Regions from separate parts of the Homo sapiens genome. Here region 1 is linked to region 2. The links are chromatin loops, found by intact Hi-C in ENCODE. Cell type or tissue: GM12878. All regions are shown on one strand. Links, peaks and the distances in the headings refer to the core of each region. The heading gives the core; the rest is flanking DNA.

Region 1 (4,395 bases), core at 140-4,139, 320 kb after region 2:
AGGATGGGCAGGTGCAGGGGAGTGGGTCCAGGGCATGGAAAATTCAGGAAAGAGGGATGATGCACAGTCAGGCAGAGCCTCCCAGGAGGATGGACCAAGCAGTGTCCTCTGGGCTGGTCTGTGAAGACCCAATCCCTGTCTTGAAGAGCAAGCCATTTCCTTCTCTGGGACTCAGTTTCCTCATCTAAAATCTAGGGATTAGCCTTGGTGCTTCCAAGAGCCCCTGGCACTAAGCGTCTGTAAAAGCAGAAACTTCTTTTTTCTTTTTTTCGAGACAGAGTCTTGCTCTGTTGCCCAGGCCGGAGTGCAGTGGCACAATCATGGCTTACTGCAGTCTCAACATCCTGGGCTCAAGCAATCCTCCAGCCTCAGCCTCCTGAGTGGCTGGGACTACTGGTGTACACCACTGTGCCCAGCTAAGAAACTTCTTATAAGAAATTAGGGGGCACCCTTCCTACATCCCTCAATCAGGCCCACGCTGCCCTTGAAGGCTGGATGAATGAAAACCCAGAGAAGTCAGAGCTGGAAAGGACTTTGCGGAGATTTTAGTCCAGCCCACCGTGTGGAAGGTAGCCTGATGGAATGGAGTCAATCCCTGTCTTTTCCCAGCTTGGCAGCCTCGGGCAGACACTCCACCTCGCTGAGCCTCAGTTTTCTCACTTGTAAAATAAGGCCCCTGAGACCCACCTTGCAGATGTGTTTGAAGGTCAGTGAGAAATGGGAGCTACTTGTGCTTATTAAAGATGAGCCCCAGGACCGGAGAGGTGACCTGATTGACTCGAGGTCACAGAGCAGGGCACTGTGGTGACCAGAGCCCAGGCTTCTGAGGACAAGCCCACTAGGGTCAGCTGACTGCCAGAGGTCATAAATCAGCAGCCGTGGGCCAGTGCAGCCCACAGATGTGTTTTGTTTGGCTCATGCGGTGTTCCTTTCAAAATGGAATTTGTTGCTGACATTCAAAAGTGGGAGATTTTACTTCAAAAATTTATATTTTCTTGAAAACTTGGAAGAATTAGCAGCACTGAGCCTGCATCCCACTGGGGCTAGTGTCCCCTCCCATGGCAGGAGGGGTGGCCACCGCCCCATCCAGCCCTCCCCCCTCACTAATGGTGAGTTACTTGCTTGACCCCTGAGGTGATGTGAGTCTGCAACCCCAGCCTTAGACTGACCATTTGTCTTGAATTTTCTCCTAAAGCCCTGCCCGCTGTTCACTGAAACAGCTCAATATTTCACAGCTGAGGCCCAGACCTTGGCCACTGAGTAAGAAGGCCTGGCAAGAGATGACGGGAGAGACAGGAGGGCAGAGAGTTTCCAACAGCTCAGCCCCATGGGGGATGCTGGGAGGGCCTGGCCCCTGCAGGCTGCCGGGGGTCAGCAAGGGAGTTGGCTGAGGGCCCCTGGGGTTTCCTCATTCCTCCCTCCTGGAGTGGGAGGAGGCTATGGGCCTAGCCGGCTGGGCAGGCTGAGATCTTGTCCCTGAATTGCCCTACTTTGTTGATGGGGGGTGGGGGAGTGGGGAGGGACTGCAGCCCCTGGCTTAGTGCAGCCCTGTTTATGTAGGGGAATGTCTGGTATGTTTGGTATTTGGGTGTTTACTTCCCAGGGTGCTCATGGGTCCCTGGTGTTGAAATGTGGCTCCTCCATGCAGGGGGGGCCCTGGTGGGCCTGGCTGGCTGTGTGAGGCCTGAGGCTAGATTTGGAGGCTGCGGGGCTGTTACTCCAGGCCTGCTCACTGACAACTCAGCACGCCCTGAACTCCCCAGCCTGCTCCTCCCTCTCCGCAGTACTCCTTTCTGTGCCGCATTCTGCCCGGAGGCAGGCCAGTGTGCCGCTGCTGCAATAGCACCACCTCCGCCTTGCCTGCGAAGGAAGGCAGGGAAGCTGGCATCACGGAACTCTTCCTGTGCTCCCGGCTCTGGGCTGGAACTCAGTCCTCATTACTACCATGTGCGGCAGGGCTCAGTACCTTCCTGTACAAGTGAGGAATGGAGGCTCAGAGAGGCCAAGTAACTTGCCCAGGAGCACACAGCTGGTCTACAGCAGAGCTTCTGGAGGAACTCAGGTCTTAAAGACCACCCCCCAACCCCACCAACCAAAGCTCACACTGTCAACTCTGATGCCACAAGTCTCAGATTAGCCTGGTTCTGTCTGCCCAGGCAACAATTCTTAGTATGAGACAGAACCCTCAGACTTGGGCTACTCTGGTTAGTGCTGGGGGTTTTGGTTTTTCTTTTGTGTCCATTTTTGCTTATCACTTCCTTTATTTCTTTGTCCATGTGAGAGTTTCTGTATTTTCAGCGCCTTGGGTTGAGAATGTAATTTCTCTTTCTCATTCTGTCTCTCTGTGGGTCCTGCAAGCTATGTTTTTGAAAACGCTTATGAAAAGTCAGAATTCAAAATCACATCTGGGCTGCTGTTTGTCACAGTGGAAATGCCGCGCCACCTGCAGACGGGGCCTGAGAAACACGGAAATGGGTGAGGGTTAGGCCCGAGAGGAGCTGGTGACGTCCCCTCCTTTAAACCATGGAGCTTGAATGTTACACCTTCATGTAAATTGTGCAATAACGTTTTTTAAAACATGTTAAAAACTTCTAACTCTAAAGGCAGTGATCATGATCAGACCACCCACCCCTTGAAGAGCAGGACGTGCTCAGGCCCTGCGGCCCAAAGACCTGGATACGAGTCCTGCGCTGTCACTGAGCATCTACGCAGCCTTGATGTTCTTAGTTTCCTCATCTGCAAAAGTGGGGAAGCTGAATAGAGCTGTGCTGGGTGACTTACTGAGATGGCAAATTAAATGTAGTTAATTTAGTTAATAAACACCCATTCTGTGCCATGCTCAGCTCTGGTGGCTGAGTGACAGTGGTGAAGGTGATGATAGACTGAGATATTTATATAGATTAACTATGAATAGATTAAGGTTCTCATGGGAAACTGACAACGGGCAGGCAAACATGCATGTGAAAAAGATAAGTGCTGTTAGTGAATGCACCTTGAAGGAAATACACAGGGAGATAGTAACAGGACAGGGCTTTTAGTTTGGGGTGGTCAGTAAAGACGTCAAGAAGGAGCAGCAAGTACAAACCCGGGGGACAGGGAAGAACTTGTCGTTTTGAGGGAGAGGAAGAAGGCCCATTGTTGGAGTTGAGGGGTAGAGGAGGGCGATGTAGTGGAAGGTCAGAGAGGCAGGAGGAGCCAGGTTTTCTCGGTTCTGTGGGCCACATGTGTTGGAAGCTGTTGGAGGGTTGCAAGCAGAGGAGCTGACTTGTGTTTTAGCCAAGGGAGAGCCCTTTGGAGCCACTGCAGCCGTCCAGTGCAGAGGCGACGAGGGCTTGGACCAGGCTGGAGGCAGCAGGGATGGAGAATGTGGTGGACACCTTAGAGATGTATTTTGCAGGTGGAATCATGACAACCTGCTAAATGGACTGTGTGAGTCCTTAATCGGCTCCAGGGCAAACTTCTCTGGGCACACAAATCTGCGTGCGCATGTACTGCATACAGATCCTGATTCAGTAGGTCTGGGTGGCCTTCAAGACTGCATTTCTAACAAGAGCTTGGGTGAGGCTGATTGTGCTGTTGGCCAACCACACTCCACAGTGCCTGACTCCTGGCAAACGTCCAGGAAGTGCTCGCTGTGGGGATGACCACGAGCCCTGTAGGAATCTCTCAACTGTTGCTGTCATTGACTCCTGCCTGCAGGCCGTGACTGGGTCCAGGACTGGGGGTGGACTTATGTAAATCACAGAGATAGATTCATACACGAGATAGTCTTGTTTGCCTATCAGATCCATTCCCGTTTTACCCTGCTCTGTGCCCCAGGTGGCTCATCTCAATGGACCACATTACCCAGGAGTCCTTCCACTCTGGCTTCTGGTTGAACTTGGCCATTAGGAGGTACCAGCCTTAGAAAAGAATTTGGGATATTCATTCCCCTGATCCCTCCCTGCTGGGCACCCATTGGGCAGTGGTGTGTTCCTCTACCAAAGAGCACAGCTCCTGTCTGGTGACCCTCTGCCATGGCTAAGTGACAGCTCTCCCTGGGTTCCAATCATCACTCCTGACCCTAGCCTCAGGCCGGAGGTGTTCGTGACTCCACTGCTGCTGGTCCCGGGTTCCCTAAGCTCTGTCCACCCCCTGTAAGTAGTTCCCTCATTAATTTCCTTTAAATAAACCCCTGTTTCCTGCTGGGATCCCCTAGTCCAGGGGCTTTGGTACCGACCGAGGTGACCCACCTCTGCCTTTTATTGGCGGCTGCTTAAGGGCCCTTCCGCATCCAGGCTCTGCTGCTTTCTCAGCGGTTTTAGGAATGTTGCTGAGGGTGGGATTTCACCCCTGGTCACTGGGGACCATCTTCAGCTCCTCCATTAGCCCCTGGCATCACCTGACCTCCAAGGG
Region 2 (4,376 bases), core at 377-4,376:
TGGTACATGCCTGTAATCCCAGCTACTCGGGAGGCTGAGGCAGGAGAATTGCTTGAACCCGGAAGGCGGAGGTTGTGGTGAGCCGAGATCATGCCATTGTACTCCAGCCTGGGCAACAAGAGTGAACTCCGTCTCAAAAAAAAAAAAAAAGAAAAGAAAAAAAAATTATACCCCAATAATGGGAACCACTACTTTACACACTATGGATTCATAATAAAATTTATTTGAGGGAGAATGGAGATAAGAGGATAAATAAGAGGCCAGCCAGTGGGTGTGCAAAGCACTTCATATTGGCTCTTGGAAAGTCGCTTTGTGAAAAATGTTCAACTGTAAGTGAAAGGAGAGGAGAAAAGACGTTTACCTCCTGGAGTGGGGTTTTGCATTGGATATGATAGGCCTAAAAAGTGAGTCCTGAGGATTCATATACCGGGGGTGGGGGGTGGGGGTCTTTTAGGAATGAAAGGCAGGGGAGATGGCTCTCTGTAGGAGTGATTCTATGCAATTGCAATTTTAATTGCAAAAACCACAATTACTTTTGTGCGAACCTAATAGTAACAGTTTCCAAAAGAGAGAAGATAAAGAGAATAAAATGCCTAGCTTACAGAACCATATTTGGTCTGAGGATGCATAATTAAGGATTCTTAATTATATATATATATATAATTTACATATATTACATACAAAATATGATAATCTTTTACTAGCTCATATAAACTATCGATCTGCAGTAACTGAAGAATAACAATATTTTTTCTCTAATTCATCAGGTATAATTTGCCATAATTTAAAAGAGAAATATGGAAGAATTATCACCAATCCAGACATAGAAGTACTCAAGAGTAACAGTACACCTAAAATGGTTTCTGCTAGCCTTTATTTGAGAAAATTTACACAAAAATCCCCAATCCAACATTTACAAGTGAATCTGTATAAATCCCATATGCCTCTTTCCCAAACAAACCAAGAAATGGCTTTATGACAGGGGTCCATGACAATGGTATAACAAGGCTTACTTAAACTGCATCATTCTCATTTATATTATACAGACCATTTTGGATAATATGCTCAAAAATGGAGGAAAGCACATAACACCCGATTTTAAAGCTTATTTGCTCTTGTGTCAGTCTTTTGTCAAAGGCAAATACATTTACTTTTTAGATAAAACCAAAGTATAATATCAATTAACTTTTAAACCAAAAGCACAAAATGTCCCAGTTGATAGTTTCGGCATGAGTAAAGGGAAGGGACATGAAAGAATGTCAACTCCTACAAAGCTTAAGTTTAGGGTCACACTTGGGAACAAAAGCATCAACGAAATAAAATATTCTCTTCTCCTATCTTCTTGACATTTTGTCACATCACAAGAACATAACTAAGAGAGTAGCTTTCGTTGCTCCTAAAAAGGGGAAAGGCACCAGTCAGAAATAGGAAAGAAAATCTTGTTAGGCTAACGGTACATGATAGAAATTTCACATTTAAAAGTTTAAAGATGGAGGCTGGGTGTGGTGGCTCACGCGTGTAATCCCAGCACTTTGGGAGGCTGAGGCAGGCAGATCACTTGAGGTCAGGAGTTCGAGACCAACCTGGCCAATATGGTGAAACTCTGCTTCTACTGAAAATACAAAAATTAGCCAGGCATGGTGGTGTGCACCTATATTCCCAGCTACTCAGGAGGCTGAGGCAGGAGAATTGCTTGAACCCAGGAGGTGAAGGTTGCAGCGAGCTGAGATAGTGCCATTGCACTCCAGCCTGGGCGTTGCAGCAAGACTCCGTCCCCCCCCCCCCAAAAAAAAAAAAGTTTAAGGATGTATCTTAACCCACATATTATTTTCTCTACTTGGATGCATCCTCTGTAACTTAGTATATGTAATACTACAGATAGACTTTCTCAACATTTGCTGCCTATGCTAAGGATCTGCAGCCAGGTTCTCAGAAGCAGTACCTACCAATTCTCAACAGCAGATGGCAATGTTGTACAAGTTAACGACAGAACTACTTTTATGCCACAGGAGAGGAAGACACAAGGAGTCAAAAGGGGGAAAAAAAAAGTTTGGGTTCATAGTAGCAGGAACATTAACAGAATAGCCTGAGATTTTAACAGCATAACTCATTCCCTCTTCCACCTTTGTACTTTATCCAGGTCAACACATCAGGGTTCTCTAACGATTCCAGTATTCTGTTTCTTTACTGTAAGATACATGTAATTCTTGCCACTGTGATTAAACAAGCCCTGTAATAGTCAGCAGGGTTAAAAAGAGATTACGGAAAGGATAAACTCCTACCTACTTTCTTGGGAGATGTGGGAAAGATTTCAAGTCACAGCATTTTTCATAACTGTTTATAAACAATGGTCATTTATATCCACACTTTCTCTTATTTACATTAGTTTTGGCCCTTAGGCAACTCATACTCCTACAGTGATTATTGGCTTTGCTTTCATAACATGTATTTTTAAGTATTTACTCTCTTAATGGCCCTCGATGTCTATTTTATACATCATATCTCTTAATTCTCTAGATGGAACACTGAAGGACAGGAATTAAGTAAGTGACTGGCCATGCAAGGGTTGGAAATTTTACTTATTTTTCCTTGGTAGAAGTTATGTTAAAAATTCAAGCAACCACATATCTAACAGAGGAATTTTATCTAGGATATATAAAAAACCTCTCAAAACTCAATAGTAAAAAGAACAAATGACCTAAATAGAAAATAGACAAAAGACATGAAGACATTTCACCGAAGAGGATACATAGATGGCAAATTAGCACACAAAAAGATACTCAACATCATTAGCCATTGGAAATGCAAATTAAAACCACATGTGGTATCATTACACACATCTATGTGAATGGTTAAGATAAAAAATAGTAGTAATACCAAATGCTGGTGAGGATGTGAAGAAACTGGATCAATCATACATTGCTGTCTGAATTGTATGAGTGGCTGTATGTAAAAAGTAGAGCCACTCTGGAAAAAGAGTAGGGTAGTTTCTTACAAAAATATATGTGTTTACCATACAACCCAACAGTTGCCCTTTTGAGCATTTATCCCAGAAAATGAAAATGTATGTTCACATAAAAACCTGTACATGAATGTTCACAGCAGCTTTATTAGGGCAAAAAACTGAAAACAACTCTTATGTCCTTTAGTGGGTGAATGGTTAAGCAAACTGTGGTACATCCATACCATGGAATACTACTCAGCAATCAAAAGGAACTGCCCCCACTTCACCACGATGCAATATATGCATGTAAGAAATCTGTACTTATACCCCCTAAATATATAAAACATTTTTAAAAGAAAAAAAGGAAGAAACTATTCATACATGCAACAACTTGGATGGATTTCAAGGGAATTATGCTGAATGAAAAAAGATCAGCCTCGTAAGATTACATTCTGTATGATTCCATTCATACAACATTCTTGAAATGACAAAATTACAGAGATGGAGGACAGAACAGTGGTAGCCACAGGTTGGGGTGAGGGTATAAGAAAGGGATGTGGCTGCGGCTGTAAAAGGGCAGTGCAAGGGATCCATGTGACAGAACTGTTCTGTCTCTTGTGATGGTGGTCACATGAATCTACACATGTGATAATATTGCATAGAATTAAATACACATACACGAAAAAAGTTCAAGCAGTTGAGCACAAATATTTTAATTGTCTAAAATGACATTTTCTTTAAGAGTTATCTACAGTTCAAAGCTCACTTTTATGAGGTGTCACATCCATCACCATTTTAAGAGATATAAAATCATGAAAAGATATCACCAGAAGCTATGTAAACATTTCAGCTAAGGGTAAAGAGAAAGTTAAGGGTGTTTTCACAAGGAAATTGAAAGAGGGCAATCCAAATGAAGTCAACATGGTCACACAAAAATCTTGGTAAAAGAACTAGAATGGAAGCCCAAGCTGCTGAGCAAGTGGGAGAAGAAAAGAAAACATAGTCCAAACAGATCACACAAGGGAACCCAGGACAAATGCTGACTTTGGCATTATCTAGGTAACCCCTATTTTTTGTCATAGGTGACTCTAATAATAGACCTATTGTTGCAAAACCAGTCAAAATCCTACCAAATTAAAAAGAAGTCCCTCATTGACTTGTTGGGTGTAGGTGGTACCCCATGTCCTCCCACACCAAAAGAGATCAGTTCTGGCAAGAAAGCTCCAACGTGCCTTGATGGTGCTGTTGGTAGGATGCCTTAGGCCAGGCACGTCCCAGCGATGTTCTGCTGGCTGAGGTACAAGGTGGGAGGAGAATATGCCTCATTCATTACTCAATCAATTTCTTGGCCTTGAAGAAGCGTCGCAGGTAGAAGACCTGCCAGGTAGCTAGTCCAATGAGACAGAACATTGAAAAGATGCTGAAGTATAGG

The links. Peaks named below come from ENCODE experiments on the same cell type or tissue, not always from the same donor. Only the 100,000 strongest peaks of a DNase experiment are listed, where the experiment ranks them.
Region 1: it touches region 2 in a loop (3-fold over the local background); 3 of 110 quality-filtered maps call a loop at or near these places.

The regions. Positions count from the first base shown.
Region 1 is chr14:75,451,666-75,456,060 of GRCh38, forward strand. All of the region lies in intron 2 of JDP2 (Jun dimerization protein 2), which reads left to right. Among named protein-coding and RNA genes, the nearest start is that of JDP2, 26 kb to the left of the region's middle. RefSeq lists enhancers at 332-846, 847-1,362, 1,363-1,876. In GM12878, for the core only: a CTCF peak has its summit at 2,446 (motif pointing left); a DNase peak (open chromatin) is centred at 2,346; H3K27ac peaks cover 1,370 bases.
Region 2 is chr14:75,130,612-75,134,987 of GRCh38, forward strand. It overlaps TMED10 (transmembrane p24 trafficking protein 10), which reads right to left. Exons shown (of 5, transcript NM_006827.6): 5 at 858-4,376. The coding sequence ends at 4,274. Among named protein-coding and RNA genes, the nearest start is that of NEK9, 5.8 kb to the left of the region's middle. In GM12878, for the core only: a CTCF peak has its summit at 1,969 (motif pointing right); a DNase peak (open chromatin) is centred at 1,960.